2 separate regions of the Homo sapiens genome follow, and region 2 is linked to region 1. Evidence: chromatin loops called from intact Hi-C (ENCODE). Cell type or tissue: heart right ventricle. All regions are shown on one strand. Links, peaks and the distances in the headings refer to the core of each region. The heading gives the core; the rest is flanking DNA.

Region 1 (8,340 bases), core at 177-8,176:
TGATAGATATCACATGATCGAGGATATATATATTGGTGTAAAGATAAATTGAATCTATGCTTCATTCAGAACACCACAGAAAATTCCAGAGATGAAAGATTTAAATGTAAAATATGTTTCCCTACAGATAATAGAAGAAAACGTAATAAATTGTTATATAAATTTGGAGCCCACGAGGCCTAGTTATGACTTAGATTTCGAAAGCCAATTTATTACAATTGAGAAAAACAATTATATAAGAGTACATATATACATACTTCTTCATGGCGAAAAAACACCTCTAACCAACCAAAAACACAACAAGCAAAGTCAAAAGGTGATTGATAAACTGGAAAAAATATTCATAGGTCATATTTAAAAGGCTAATCTAATACATAAAGAGCTCTTGTAAGTCAAGAAGAAAAAGTGCAACATGGATGTAACAGTATCCATAAAGTAGTAAAATGGCTCTTAAGTTATAAAAATATGTCAACCTCACTCATAATAAAATATGAATAAAAAATTACATTAAAATGCCATTTCACACTTGGCAGACACCCAAAAGTTCAACAACGTGCGATGTAGGCAAGTATGTGGTTGACTCATAAATTATTGGTGGGTATAATAAAAAGTTACAACTTTTAGGGACTTTACGCAGTCATATCTAATGCAAATACAAATTGTTTTGCCTCTTCTTTTCCAATTCCTGTGGGTCAAATATCATTCTATTCATATGCCAGTACCATATTGATTTAATTGTTGAGATTTTATATGATTTGTAATATCTGCTAGGGTTGATAGCCTTTCATTGCTTTTTAAAAAATAATTTTCCTATCTTAATTTTTTATTTTTTCCTTATAGCCTTTTAAATCAGCTTGTTTAGTTCCAGAGAAAATTTTATGGAGGTTTTTATTGGTATCAAAAAATTTGTAATTTAACTTAGTAAGAATCGATATAGATACGTTGTTGATTTTTGTCTTTCTTTTTTTGCAAGTGTACTTTTCTGCCCTGCAGAAATGTTTTCAGGTTTCCTTCAAATAGGCTTTACATGTTTCTTGTTAAATTTACTCCTTGGCATTTCAACTTTTAATTGCTTTTGAAAATGATTTCTTTTTTTTTTTTTTTGAGACTGAGTCTCGCTCTGTCGCCCAGGCTGGAGTGCAGTGGCGTGATCTCTGCTCACTGCAAGCTCTGCCTCTCGGGTTCACACCATTCTCCTCCCTCAGCCTCCCGAGTAGCCGGGACTACCGGTGCCCGCCACCACGCCTGGCTAATTTTTTTTTTTTGTATTTTTAGTAGAGACAGGGTTTCACCGTGTTAGCCAGGATGGTCTCTATCTCCTGACCTCGTGATCTGCCCACCTCGGCCTCCCAAAGTGGAAATTTCTTGTATTATCTGACTGGTTTTGTTTATGGGTATGAAGACTAACCATATTTTCATGGTTATTTCTGCTTCCTTACTTAAGTCTCTTCTTGTTTTATAGTAATGTAATGGTTGATTTGCTTGGGTTTTCCAGGTAAACAGTCATATCAAATGCAGAGATTTTTTTTACATCTTCCTATCTAATATCCTTCTCTTGCAAATATACCTTCAATATAATGTAAACTACATATAGTGACCTTGGAGAGCCTGTCTTGTTTCTGAGTTTAATTGGATTGCTTCTAGTGTTTTCCCATTTGTGTTGTGTTATAATTTATAAAGATCACATTGCAAAAGTACTTATCAATTCTTATTTTTTGAGACTAAAAAAAATAAGAATGGTTATTGAATTTGGTCAAGTGCCTGTCAGCATCTATGATGGTGATCACATGTCAAGCCTTCGTTAAATTCATGGCTTGAAGTTTCTGGACCAAGCAAAAGATGTGAGTGTGGATCACAGATCCACGCCAGGGCCAGTTTACTTGTGGCTCAAATTTGTAATGAAGATTTAGCATTTGGGTCCCAGATTAATGTGGAGCGGATCCTCTTAGATCTTAGGTGGGCCCTGTGCTTTGATTTCATTCTCCTTCTCTCCAGAGGCCAGCAAAGCAGAGTCAAATCTTTGCAGATCAGAAGTTGTTCCTGAGTTCCTCTTATCACTGTGTGTTCCAGCTTTATCTTCAGTTTTGGCCTAGCAATTGCTTGCTATTTTGTTAGCTCTTTGATGCTTTAGGATGTTTGAAAAATGTTATCCCTGATTTTTAATTAGTTTTGGCATAGGTTTTTCTTAATTACCTAGCTTGTTATTATTGAAAATGACAGTTTTTTCCATTCTCCACATTGGACAGATCTATCACATTCAAATATAAAGCTGCTTATTTAATTTATTTGCTCCAAGTAAATCTTTGGTTTCTCATTCTCGTTAGGAAAAAAGATCCATGTGCTTTGCTAATGCCGTTCAAAATCTGGCCCACACCCACTTCTTTGAGCCCATGTTATACCTCTGCCCCCGCTCTGGTACACACATCAACCATTCCAGATTTCTTCTTCAGGTCTGTGCCATCTCTGGGCCTTCACATATGCCATTCTTCTGTTTGCAGCATTTAAGCTCTGCCTCCTCTTAGCCTGTCTCACTTGTAGCCGCTCTTCAGGTGACCTCACCTGGCTTTTAGATATCACTATTACCTCTGCTCTCCCATAGCTCCCTGTACTTCCCTATCATTACATTTGTCTTACTTTGTTGAAATTACAAATATGTCTTACCTTAGATTGAATGTTTCATGAGGATCATGTTTACTGCTCTGTGTGTGGTACATGATACACATTCAGTAAATATTTGTTGAATTCATGCATGAATGGATGGATGTCCAAGATACTGTTATTCAAAGAATTGTCTTAATCCAACCATTTTTCATCTTCTCCAACATTATTACCTTAGCCCAAGTAACCATTACCCCACTCTTAGATTCCTGCTGTAGTCTCCCAATCAGTCTCTTGGTTTCCACTCTTGCTCTTCTATAACCTATTTTCCACATAACTAGTAGAGTGATTCTGTATAAATATCAGTTTACGCCACTCCACAGCTTCTTCATCAGGCTGTTGCTTCTCTTTGCACTCAGAACAAAATCTGCACTCCTTACCATGACCTTTTAGACCCTACATCATTTGCCATTGACTGTCCTTTTGTTTTCTTCTCCTGTCACTCTTCCCTCGCTGTGCTCTGCTGCTATGACCACCTTGTTTCTGCAATACACAAGTCTCCTTCCAGGGTCTTTACTCTGGTTCTTGCCCTACCTGGAAGACTCTTCCCTGGTTAGAAAACTGGTTTACTTCCTCACTTCATTTACGCTCAGGTATTCTCGTTGTCACCCTCTCTCCCTGCTTTATTTTTGTCGTGACATTTATCTCTCGCTGCCTTGGCATTATGTGACATTTGTGCATTTGTGTATTTCTTTTGCTTCTTATTATCATGTAATCTTCGTGAGGCAAGGACTTGGCTTTGTTCACTGCTCTAGCCATTGAATCCGTTTAGCACCTACTAAGCAACCAGTAAATGTTGGTTGAATGAATAAGTGAATGTATTCTTCCAATCACCTTGAGCTGGAATCTTCAGAATCATCTGATTCTACTCCTATTCTCTCTTGGCTATGCAGCCAGTGAAAATTCTTCATATCATTTAATTTCCAGTTCAAAACTAATGTCTTCATTGTGTCTATCCCAACATTCCAAATGAAACACAACCTCTGCCTTATTTGATCCTTCAAATGTAATTAAAACTGGATAATTTAAGTCTTTAATATATATTAAAAATAAACATTTCCATCCAAATTTTGATGATTTTAGTTTATATTTATAAACTTTGTAAGTAACAGTGTAAATGCTAGTTAACTGTCTTGCTTTTGGTCAAAGATGTTTGTAAAACTAGAAAAAAAGAATGTGAATCTTTGAGAAACATCCATTGTAAAGTTTCAGACAGAACAAAATTAAATTTCAGTGTGTTTACGTATATGTTGCATTGGACTTGGTTCACCATGAATCACTAAACCATTGAAAATTTTTAAGTAAATTATTTTCTAAAATGAACTTAACTTTTATTTATGAGAAGATACACCTTCAAAATAATTTTATATTTCAAAGTTATGTGCCTATTGTGTGGAGTAACACATAAATATTCTCCAAATCACTTCATGGCAATAAGTTAATGTTTGTCTTTAAAAGCATTTACTTTTTGTTTAGGATATTATTGATTTGATATCATATCTCATAAGCAATTAAAAATGTACTGAAACAGTTTGCTGCCTCAGTAAATTTGGTTTTCTCTTTCCTATGTATATACCTGTGCTGCCTTCCTGATAGTTTTCAGCACTCTCCCACCTAGGCTGTTGTTGGATCGTCACTGTACCCACTGAGTTAATCAGTGAAGTTATTACATACGTTTTACAATATAGTAAACAAAGCTGAAGAGCATACATAACTCTTTGAGTTTACAAGCTTTTTGCAGGAGGAAGCTAGAACTCAGTATATTGTTTTATTCTTCTCCTTGATATATTTTTGTCCTGATTTCTTTCTCCAATATGTTTTTATTTTATCTCCAATATTTTATTTATGTTTTATTTATAATAACATAAATCACATATAATTATAAATATAAATTCATGTATTTATATTTAATTAAATATTTTAAAATTAATATTTAGTGTAGTCAATATGTAATATAATTAACATTTATATAAGTATTATATGCCTTTTTATGTGTATATCATTATAAATTTATAATTTATATAAATAATATACACATTAAAGTTTTCTTTTTATGCATAATATTTATTTGATTTTTTTTCATTTTTTAGATCTTAATATTTGCCAGTGATGCCTGCAAAAATGTGACATTACATGTTCCCTCCAAACTAGATGCCGAGAAACTTGTTGGTAGAGGTAAGGAAGCCCTAAAATTTGTAATAAATCCTGTTTTGCTGTGGTACATATACGCCATGGAATACTACACAGCCATAAAAAGGAACGAGATCTTGTCCCTTGGAAGGGATGTGGATGGAGCTGGAAGCAATTATTCTCAGCAAACTAACACAGGAATAGAAAATCAAACACTGCATGTTCTCACTTATAAGTGGGAGCTGAGCAATGTGAACATGTAGGCACAGAGTGGGGAACAACACAAGTGGGGCTTGTTGGGGGTTCTGGGAGGGCGAGAGCATCAGGAAAAATAGCTAATGCATGCTGAGTTTAATACCTAGGTGATGGGTTGATAGGTGCAGCAAACCAACATGGCATGTGTTTACCTATGTAACAAACCTGCACATCCTGCACATGTACCCTGAAACTTAAAATAAAAACACACATACAAAATAAATCCTGATTTGCTGTGGTATTTTAAAATTAGTGTAATTTTTAGAATGATAACTCTGTTGGGACCAGTAGATAAAACTAATGTAGTATATTATCATTTGTAATATTTGTGGTGTCATTCTAATGAAAGGAATATTGTTATTTTTGGAAAACATGATTATATGAAGTTGATAAAAATATTTCACTTGAGTAATAATTATTAACATTTACTTTAGAGAAAAGATAAAGACATTTAACATGCCTCTAAAAAATTGAGAAATAGTACTGAAACTGTTTTTTTTAGTTTAAAGATACTGTTTTTGGATTTTTATTCTTAAATATTTCACTCTGTATTGTATTTTTTTATCAATTAAATTATTTCACATAATTCTGTAAGAAAAGATCAATCCAATGATAGCATAAAATGTGATCACTGTTTAGCAATAGATGTAAAGAATTTAGTAATATTTTCATTTAGCAAATGCCAATTTTCATCTGCTAGATTCTGTATAACTTCAGGTGTATTTAGGTGTTACTCTATAGCTTATTTCTGTTGATAAAGAAAAAAATTGTTTTGGTTTTGGTTTAAAGATTCAAACACTGGAGCTCACATATGTTTACTTCAGAGCAAATGTCTCTTCTTTAAGAGAATGTTAAGTAGGTATTAGAAGTGATGTAAGTATTTAAGCACAACTTAATTCACCATATAGTTTTATGTGTCCTTTCAAAAATTTACAAGTGTCAGTATAATGAATTTTAAGTTTTTGGCTCTCCCCACGTGCATACATTACTGTTAAAACTATATCCTATGTTTTACTTTAAAAATGATTGCTGTGCATATTTTCTACAGTTAACCTGAAAGAGTGCTTTACAGCTGCAAATCTAATTCATTCAAGTGATCCTGACTTCCAAATTTTGGAGGATGGTTCAGTCTATACAACAAATACTATTCTATTGTCCTCGGAGAAGAGAAGTTTTACCATATTACTTTCCAACACTGAGAACCAAGAAAAGAAGAAAATATTTGTCTTTTTGGAGCATCAAACAAAGGTATACAAGGCTACATAAATGAAGAAATGATATCTTTTCTTCAGACGTAATCAACATTACCAGGGAAGATATGAAATCAGAAAGGATATGGTATAGTTTGGCTTAAAGACGAATGAAAACCATGAGGCAACTTCACAGTGTTTAGAAGGAAAAGGGCTGTGTCACATGGTTCATTCGGGTTGTCATTCCTTTTCATTTGGGACGTAAAAGGAGAAATTGGGATAAGGTACAGCATGGGAAAGTGAGATTAGACACAAAGCAGCATTTTTTTTTTGAGCTTTACCGTAGAATGGATTTCTAACAACAAGTTTTGAAACTCTGTATAAAGAAAGGAAAGCTTTTTTCTCGCATTCATTTTAGCATAATCTGTGGTCTTAAAACATAGATAACTATTTTAGGAGGAGGTTTGGACCACATGCATGCTATTGTGTTGTGACACCCAAGATCAAAATAACTTGTATTCAACCATTAGCCATTCCTCACTGCAGCAGTTTGAGAGTTGTCACCGTGTTTCTCTCCTCATTCTGACACAGATCTCTCTGTTGGTTCCCTGGCTCTGCCTAGTTGCTGGTGAGTGGAAGTTGCTTGTGCTAAATTTAGAAGGGCACATACACACTTATTTTCTTTGCATATCTCTCTCCCATGTTTTTGCATGGCAATGGGGCAACAGTAATTTTTTTTTCAGTTTTGCTTCTAGGCTTCCAGTTCCATCTCTCTTTCTTCCATATTTCCACCAAATCATTTTCCCAAGAGGATTGTTGTGATAACAGTTAGGACAGTTACTTCTTCATTATCTTTTTGCAGTGTTGATGATTAGTTTGGTTTTCAAGCACTCCCATGGTCTCACCCCTACCCAGCTAATCCTCCTGAGAGGAGAAAGATGTGTCATTGTTTAATGTTTGAGAATAAAGTAGTCATTGACTTTATTATTTTTTCCTGTCTTATGAATTGAGGTCCTAAAGAAAAGACATACTAAAGAAAAAGTTCTAAGGCGCGCCAAGAGAAGATGGGCTCCAATTCCTTGTTCGATGCTAGAAAACTCCTTGGGTCCTTTTCCACTTTTCCTTCAACAGGTACCGTTTTCTTTCTTTCTGCTGTGGGAGTCTATAGTTTCCATCTCTTACCATTATGACACTGAGTATGAAGTTATTTGTAATAGTTGTGTATAAATATGTGAGTGAATGAGTATGTGTATAATATGTTTCCATATAAGGGTATAAATATATCTCTTTATACTTGCATACACTTTTGTTCAGCTTGCAAAGGCCAAGCATAAAACTGTGGCACTCAGACACATGGTTCCTTAATGAATTGTCACATCAGCAAGGGTATCGCCAAGCCTAAGAATAGCTAGAAAACCCAAAACTCTCTTGCATAATAAAGGAGAAAATTGGATGAAAGACCAAATGCCACGAAGGAGGAAGACACATAGGCCCTTCTATCTTTCTATTTCTTGTTCTTGAATCTACATCTGAAATCACACTGGATCCACATTTCTTTCTCTCTCTCTCTGTCTCTGTCTCTTTTTGTTTCTTTTTTTTTGTAGCGATGAGATCTCACTATGTTGCTTAGGCTGGTTTTGAACTCCTAGGCTGAAATGATCTCCCATCTCAACCTCCCAAAATGCTGGGATTACAGGCATGAGCCAAGCATACCTGGCTCTTTTTCTCTGTCTTGTTTTAACTTTCAGTAGAAACCCCAGCAAGCCTTCTTGCCTTCTTCCATTACTGGTGGCTACTACATTCAGTCTATGACTTTGGTTTATTTTCCCTCAGTTCTTGACATAGCAAGGGAGAATCCTTTTTATACCCCACCAACAAATTTAATACAGCTGAGAGAAGAGCATATTAAAGTTGAGAAATTGTTAGAAAACAGTTGTGTCAGTTATCCTGATATAAAGATAGGATGTTACTGAGAGGATGAACACAGCTTGGAGGAAATTTGCTTTTCGAATCAAGGATCAGAATATTACACATTCCAAAATATTATTCCATTTCTATTCTCACTCATATTTTTTTTTTTACTCAGTTCCTATAAGGAAGATGTTGG
Region 2 (8,340 bases), core at 122-8,121, 130 kb before region 1:
ATATTTTGAAGAAATTTATATTCATTTGGCAATTGAATGTCTCACTTAATCAAAAACTTATTTAACCAACATAGGTTGCGTTTTTCCTTCTCAGAGAGGTAAGACAGAGCCTGTATTATTTCTATGTAGTCACTGCATCATTCTGGCATGTCTTTGGTTGGGTATGACTCACTGAACAGAAAAGACCGTCTTTCACTACTGAAAATGAGACTTGTTTAAACAAAGCATTGTTAATTCTACTTGGTTGAAACAGGAGGCTACCTGGATGATTATCCTGCTATTTTTTCTTTTTTACTACGGACTCATGACTGAGTCATACTTGAGAATTACAGCATGGGGTCATTGTATAACCAAAAATCTAAAAGAAATTAAAAATAAAGCAAAATTGATAACAACTTCACAATGATCAAAAAGGTACATAATATTTCATATTTCATACAATGAATTGTTATTTATTGTGGACTCCACTGTAAGAGTGTCTTAATTCTCACAAGCTTAAAAGCAGTATGGTGTCTTGTAATGTTGGGGAAGTGAATTCACACTTGGAGGTAGCTTTATCTCACAGTCAAACTGTGGATTTCAGTTAAGGAACTTGAGTTAGAATTCTTTTCCACGCCTCTTTGTTATTATCATTTTTTATACATTTCCAAGTTTCATTTTCTCTTTGGCCTATAGAGATACCATAATATTTTTTATCTTATTCCAGGAAATTCTTAAAAGGAGGATTCTTTATGAGCATAAAAGTTCTCATATGTTACTGTCCAAACAGGCAAATAGTTAGACTCTATTGTAAAGAAAACAAAAAAACCTGTAAGACACAACTAAGTCAAAAGGAAACTAGCCACTCACTCTTGACCTGTAATAGATAATTGACACGTGATACCTTTATTAGTATACCTCAAATGCAACATAATCTACCTTGTGGTATTGTTGTAATCACTTATCACAAATAAAATGTTATCCCAGTCCACTTACATGCTAGGAATAATGTTTTGCACACACGAAGTTAGAGACTGCCTGGTTATGGCCATGTGATGAAGTTCTCACCAGTAGAGTATGAGCAGCAGTGATACGTAAAATTTCTGCCACAATTTAAAGGAAAATTGCTGGCCTTGATTTTCCTATTCTTCAAGCTGAACACAAATATGCTCACTAGCCAACTTTGACCATAAAGTTAAAAAGAAAGTCTGAGATGCTGAAAAGAAAAAAAAAAGGAAGAGATCTGGATTCCTGGATGGCTATGTAGAGCAGAGTCACCTTGGAACCCTGAACTGCTCATTTGGGGACTATTAGGTTATATATGAAACAAATCAATGTTTATTTTGAGAAGTGACTATATTTTGGGATCTCTTTATTACTGTAGCTTAGCTTTTTGACATAATGTTGAAGAGACTGGTATTGAAAGTGGGATGCAGATAGACATCACAAAAACAGAAAAGATGTGATTTTGGCTTGAAAATCAAGTAACACACAGAAAGGACAAAATATAGTAGATGGGAACTACGGTTACCTTCAGTCATGTGTTGAAAACATTTGGTAAGAATATGACATGTGATGATTTGCAAGACAAGCACATTTCCCACTGAGCTTGTTCCTCTAGGTGAAGTGGTTAGAAATTTCCAGAAAGATAGTGTGAGAAGATGGCGATACAGTTTGGATGTTGTTCCCTCTAAGTCTCAGGTTGAAATGTAATCCCCAATGTTGAAGGTGGGGTCTGGTAGGGGGTGTTTGGGTTATGGAGGTGGATCCCTCATGGCCATGGCTTGGTACTGTCTTCATGATAGTGAATGAGTTCTCGTGAGGTCTAGTTGTTTAAAATTGTGTGGCACTGCCCCCCCACCAACTCTCACCGCTGCTTCCAATTTGCTTTTCACCATGAGTAAAAGATCCCTGAAGCCTCAGATGCCCAGCACCACACTTCCTATATAGCCTGCAGAACCATAAGCAAATTAAATCTCTTTTCTTTATAAATTACTCAGTTTCAGGTATTTCTTTTTCTCCTTCCTTCCTTCCTCCTTCTTTTTTTTTTTTTTTTTTTTTTTTTGACAGAGTCTCATTCTGTCACCCAGGCTGGAGTGCAGTGGCATGATCTTGGCTCACGCAACCTCCACCTCCCGGGTTCAAGTGATTCTCCTGCCTCAGCTTCCAAGTAGCTGGCACTGCAGACATGCACCACCACACCTGGCTAATTATTGTATTCTTGTAGAGACAGAGTTTCACAATGTTGGCCAGGCTGGTCTTGAATTTCTGACCTAAGTGATCCACCCACCTTGGCCTCCCAAAGTGTTGGGATTACAGGTGTGAGCCACTGCGCCTGGCCAGGCATTTCTTTATAGCAACACAAGAACAGCCTAACACAGATAGTTACAGTATAAAAGTCAGAAAGCAGATACACTTAAAACTAAATTTTAAAAAAATGAGGTATGGTTATTGAAACATGCAATCAATTATAAGGAAAAAAACCCTGCAGTTACTATGTTTTCAATGGATTGCGTTACCAAATTAGCCATCAGCATAATTTGGAAAAGCAAAATTGTGAGGCATGAAGTAGTCTTCTGATATTCATGTAAAAGACACAAAATAAGTGCCCAGAAGGCAAGGTCAGAGGCCACAACGACCACAGGCAAAGGAGTTCCTCTCAGAGAGTAGAACCAGGGACAGCCAGACGGGTCAACCAAGAACCCACTCACCTCCCAGAGCAGACAGATGAATGACTCCCACCCAGCACAGTGATAACTTCTCTAGATCAGTCTCTGTAGTGTGCTTCTCATGCTTTCCTTTTCCAAATTGTGGCTTATATTGCATTTATCCTATTCCTGCTCTGCTACTGTTTATTTGTGGGGTGGGAATTGGAGGGAGGTAACATATTGATCTGGTGGAGAGGACTGTGTTTCAACTAGTGATCCTGAACTTTGAGCTGGATGAAATAACTGAATTAGACTTCAGCTTACCTACTTTGGAAAGGGAACAAGTATGTTCCATTTGTGGAAGGAAATTTACATCTAAACAGTGGGGTGGCTAGAGCCAAATATTGTGTCAGAAACTGCTAACTGTCCACCAAATTCCATTATCTCCTGTGTTGTAGTAATAGAATTTAAGTTGATCATATGACTTCCTTGGCAGAGATTACATTTCTCTGAGTCCTTTGCAGATGATAATGTGATGTGATGGCATTCTTGCCAATGCAATGTGAGTCAAATGGCTGGTTACCATTTCTGCCTCACTTGTTTTAAAGATAAGTAAAAGCCAAAGGGCCTGAGGTTGGGATGCAAAAGAAACAGGATGACTGGAGTGAAATAAGCCAGAGAGCACAGGCCAGACCAGTACATAGTGCAAAGCTTGAATCTTACTCTGCAAGAAACAATTGAGCCAAGTAACGATAAGATTTCATTTATATTTTCAAAAAGAGACTTGACTATGTTGGAGCAGAAAGAAGACTTCAGAGGCAATTGCAAGAGCCCAGGTGAGTGATGAAGGTGGCTTAGTCTAGAATGGTGGCAGTGAGGGACATGATCAGCTCACATTCTGGATACATTTTGAATTATGAGCCCCTTAGGACATGCTCATGAATTGACTGTAGAGTGAAAGGGAGCAGAGTCAACTCAGGTGAATTCTAGGTTTTTGGCCAGAAAAATTGGATGAATGGGAAGATTGAGAGAGGAGCAAATCTGTGGTGTGGTCTTAAACCACGAGTTTTGTTTTAGATATTTTAAATTTTGTCTATTGGAGATCCAAGTAGAGGTGTCAAGGAAGTGGTTGCATAACTGGGCCTCAGTTTAAAGATGGTGTTTAAACCTGAGAGATGAGGCGTGACCACCAAATATGTCCGTGTGTAGAAAATAAATAGAAGAGAGTCCAGTACTTACTGGCAGTGTGCACAAAATTCAGAGGCCAGGAGGAGAGAAAGAATAGTGAAGTCACAGAAGAGGAAGTTAAGTAAAGAAAGTGTTTCTGGACGGAGGTAATGAAGGACTTGAAGAAATGCTGCTCTGCATCTGAGCTGTTGTATGTGTTGTGGTTCTTTCATTATTTATAAATAAAAAGGAAAAAATATGTCTCATATAGCCAAGTCTACTTGGCTTTTCTATACCAGAAATGCTTATAGGGCAATTGTTATTAGAAAAGAAAAAAATGATACTATTTTTAAATTTTAATTGCCATTTTTTTTTTTTTGAGACAGGATTTTGCTCTGTCACCCAGGCTGGAGTGCAGTGGTGTGAACATAGCTTTCACTGTAGCCTCGACCTTCCGGGCTCTCTCTCTCTCTCTGTCTCTCTGTCTCTCTCTCTCTCTCTCTCTCTCTCTCTCTCTCTCTCTCTCACACACACACACACACACACACACACACACACACATATTAGAAACAGGGTTTTGCTATGTTGCCAGGCTGGTCTCAAACTTCTGAGCTCAAGAGATTCACCCGCCTTAGCCTCCCAAAGTACTGGGATTACAGGTGTGAGCCATGGTTCCCAGTCCCCAACTACCTTTTATAAAAGTTGGGTCCTGTTAAATAAAGTGCCCTCTATTCACCCTTTACTCTGCTGAGTACCCTGAAGGGTTTGAATATATATATGCATCTAAGTGTTGTGAAAGGTGGAATTCATTGATATAAAAAAGGGAAAATAGGCAGGACTGCCAGCTATATAAGACTGAAGAGATTCACAAACCATCTCTCCAAAAAACAACTATGAAACTGACAAAAATAGTTAAAAAAAAAAAAGCAAGCTCTGGAAATCTACAAAAGGCAAACAACAACGTAAGAGACATATATTCACAAAAATCTACTGAATTTTAGGGAAAACAGTGGAAGTCTGTGGCATTCTTGCCTGAAGTTGTCCACTGCCCCTGCCTCAGCTCAGATGATGCAGTAGTTCTACCAGGGCCAAATGGCCATGAAAACTAGCACCTTCACTGCTGGAGGCCGCTGATTTTGTTTGGAGTGGAGGATGGAAAAATCTCACCCAGCAGTGAACACGAAAAGCCTGCAGCATGAGGTTATGGTCCTGGTTGGGGCAAGTAACAGAATGTAAGACCAGCAAGATATTTAGCAGGGAGATAGCAATTGAGGCACTTGATAAACATTCCACACATGCCTGGCTGCCTGGGAGCCTGTGTGCATGAATGGTGGAGACGTGAGGGCCAACAATAACAACAAAAGGCCACGCAGACTTGAAAACTGCCCAAACTAAACACAGATCCACAAGCAGAGGGTGAAAGCCTTATAGCCCACCGTTTTTGAACACAACTTTTGTTCAATCATTGACGGACCATTTAATTATGCAAAACCAGGGGTCACTTCTAAGACACCAGCTTAAAAAATAAAAACAATAAAAAAGTTAAGCAGAGGCATCAACAGCTGCACATCATGGGGCTTCTAAACTCCTCAGATTTAATTCAGATATGTTACTTAAAAACAACAGGTAGGCAAACAACAACAAAATCCACACACACACACGCCCAACAAAAAACCCTCAGAGAAAAAGAAAGTGATAATCCAGAGTTGCTACAATATATTATCCGAATTGTCTAGTTTTCTACAAAAGTTTATAAAGCATGCAAGAACACAAATAGGAAAATGTAAATTATACTTAGCATAAAAACAGCCAGTGAAAACTGTCTCTGAGTGGGTCTAAATGTTGCATTTAGCAGACAAAAATTTCTAATTAGATATGATAAATATCTTTGAAGAACTTAAGAGGTCAGTATACACATGTTCAAAGAACTAAAGGAAATGTGGTGGCAATTGCTAAAAAGTGGGAACTATTAATAAAGAAAAAGAATCTACTAGAAAAAACAAAGTGGAAATTCTAGAGTTGAAAAATATGTAAATATTGGCTGGGTGCGGTGGCTCACACCTGTTATCCCAGCACTGTGGGAGGCTAAGGCAGGCGGATTGCTTGGGTCCAGGAGTTCGAGACCAGCCCTGGGCAACATGACAAACTCTGTCTCTACAAAACATACTAAAATTGGCCCAGTGTGGTGGCATGCACCTGTAGTCCCAGCTACTCAGCTACTAGGGATGCTGAGATGGGGGAATTGCTTGAGCCTGGAGACCGAGGTTGCATTGAGCTGAGATCAAACCACTGCACTCCAACCTGAGCAACAGAGCAATACCTTGTCTCAAAAAGAAAAAAAAAAAAAAAAGAAAAATATGAAAATGTCTCTAAATGCATTTTTTGAAATATTCAAAAAACTGGAAGCAATTTAATTATCCATCAACTAGTAAGTGACTAAGCAAAATATGCTGTATACACACACATACACACATATTCAATTATATACAAGTTTATTCCTTTTTGATGCTCAGTAGTATTCAATTGTATTCAATCATATATAAGTGAATACTACTGAGCATTAAAAAGGAATAAACTTGTATACATAAATACTCTATAGGAATAAGCAAATACAGGCAAAGAAGCTTTTTGTTTTTGTTTTTGTTTTTTGAGACTGAGTCTCTCTCTATCACCCAGGCTGGAGTGCAGTGGCACTGTCTTGGCTCACCGCAACCTTTGCCTTCCAGGTTCAAGCACTTCTCATGCCTCAGCCTCCCAAGTAGCTGCGATTACAGGCACCCACCACCACGCCCAACTAACTTTTGTATTTTGATAGAGACAGGGTTTCACCATATTGGCCAGGCTGGTCTCGAACTCCTGATCTCAAGTGATCCACCTACCTCGGCCGCCCAAAGTGCTGAGATTACAGGCGTGAGCCACCAGGCCGGCTGGCAAACAGGTTTAAATAATGTGTTTGTAATATCTTTTAGAGAATGTGTACACATCAGAATGGGTGACATTATGCTGTGGTAAGAAACAACCTGGATGATTTATGATTTAAATCAGGGGTCCGCAAACTTTTTGGCACCAGGGAGCAGTTTTGTGGAAGATGGTTTTTCCATGGATGGGGTGGTGGGTGGTGGGGATGGTTTGGCGATGGTTCAAGTGCATTACATTTATTGTGCACTTTATTTCTTTAATTGTTACATTGTAATATTAATATATAATGAAAGAATTATACAACTTACCATAATGTAGAATCAGTAGGAGCCCCGAGCTTGTTTTCCTGCAACTAGACGGTCCCATCTGGGGGTGATGGGAGACAGTGAAAGATCATCAGGCAGTAGAGTCTCATAAGGAGCGCACAACCTAGATTCCTCACATGTACAGTTCACAGTAGGGTTCGAGCTGCTATGAGAATCCAGTGTTGCTGCTGATCTGACAGGAGGCCAAGTTCAGGTGGTAATGTGAGTGACGGGAAAGGCTGTAAATACAAATGAAGCTTCACTTGTTTGCCCGCTGCTTATCTCCTGCTGTGTGGTCGAGTTCTTAACAGGCCACAGACCAGTACCGGTCTGTGGCCTAGGCACTGGGACTTGTATACAATTGTACACTGCTGCTTCTACCAGCAGTGTAAAAGTGTTTCCTTTTCACCACATCCATGCTAAAATCTATTTTTTTTTATTTTTAAATGATGGCCATTCTTGCAGGAGTAAGGTGGTATAGCATTGTGGTTTTAATTTGCATTTCTCTGGTAATTAGTGATGCTGAACATTTTTCATATGTTCGTTGGCCATTTGTATATCTTCTTTTGAGAACCCTCTATTCATGTCCTTAGTCCACTCTTTGATAGAATTGTTCCTTTTTTTCTTGCTGATTTGTTTGAGTTCCTTGTAGATTCTGGATATTAGTCCTTTGTTAGATGCATAGTTTGCAAATATTTTCTCCCACTCTATGGATTGTCTGTTTACTCTGCTGATTATTTCTTTTGCTGTGTAGAAGATTTTTAGTTTAATTAAGTCTCATCTATTTATTTTTGCTTTTTTTGCATTTGCTTTTGGGTTCTTGACCATGAACTCTTTGCCTAAGCCAATGTCTAGAAGAGTTTTTCTGATGTTATCTTCTAGAATTTTTATGGTTTCAGGTCTTAGATTTAAGTATTTAATCCATCTTGAGTTGATTTTTGTGTAAGGTGAGAGATGAGGATCCAGTTTCATTCTTCTACATGTGGCTTGCTAGTTATTCCCGCACCATTTGTTGAATAGGGTGTCCTTTTCCCACTTTATGTTTTCATTTGCTTTGTCAAAGATCAGTTGGCTTTAAGTATTTGGCTTTATTTCTGGGTTCTCTATTATCTTCCATTGGTCTACATGCCTATTTTTATACCAGTACCATGCTGTTTGGGTAACTATAGCCTTGTACTATATTTGAATTTGGGGAATGTGATGCCTCCAGATTTGTTCTTGCTTTGGCTATGTGGGTTCTTGTTTGGCTCCATATGAATTGTAGGATTGTTTTTTCTATCCCTGTGAAGAATGGTGATAGTATTTTGATGGAAATAGCATTG

The links. Peaks named below come from ENCODE experiments on the same cell type or tissue, not always from the same donor. Only the 100,000 strongest peaks of a DNase experiment are listed, where the experiment ranks them.
Region 2: it touches region 1 in a loop (2.6-fold over the local background); 9 of 110 quality-filtered maps call a loop at or near these places.

The regions. Positions count from the first base shown.
Region 1 is chr18:31,090,052-31,098,391 of GRCh38, reverse strand. DSC2 (desmocollin 2) reads left to right here. Exons shown (of 16, transcript NM_024422.6): 2 at 4,749-4,833; 3 at 6,092-6,291; 4 at 7,245-7,364. Among named protein-coding and RNA genes, the nearest start is that of DSCAS, 7.4 kb to the left of the region's middle. In heart right ventricle, for the core only: no CTCF peak of the experiment used is centred there; no DNase peak of the experiment used is centred there; H3K4me3 peaks cover 240 bases; H3K27ac peaks cover 1,177 bases.
Region 2 is chr18:31,222,561-31,230,900 of GRCh38, reverse strand. LOC105372049 (a long non-coding RNA gene) reads right to left here and starts at 2,789. Exons shown (of 4, transcript XR_001753388.2): 1 at 2,691-2,789. RefSeq lists an enhancer at 4,856-5,427. In heart right ventricle, for the core only: no CTCF peak of the experiment used is centred there; a DNase peak (open chromatin) is centred at 4,950; H3K27ac peaks cover 6,481 bases.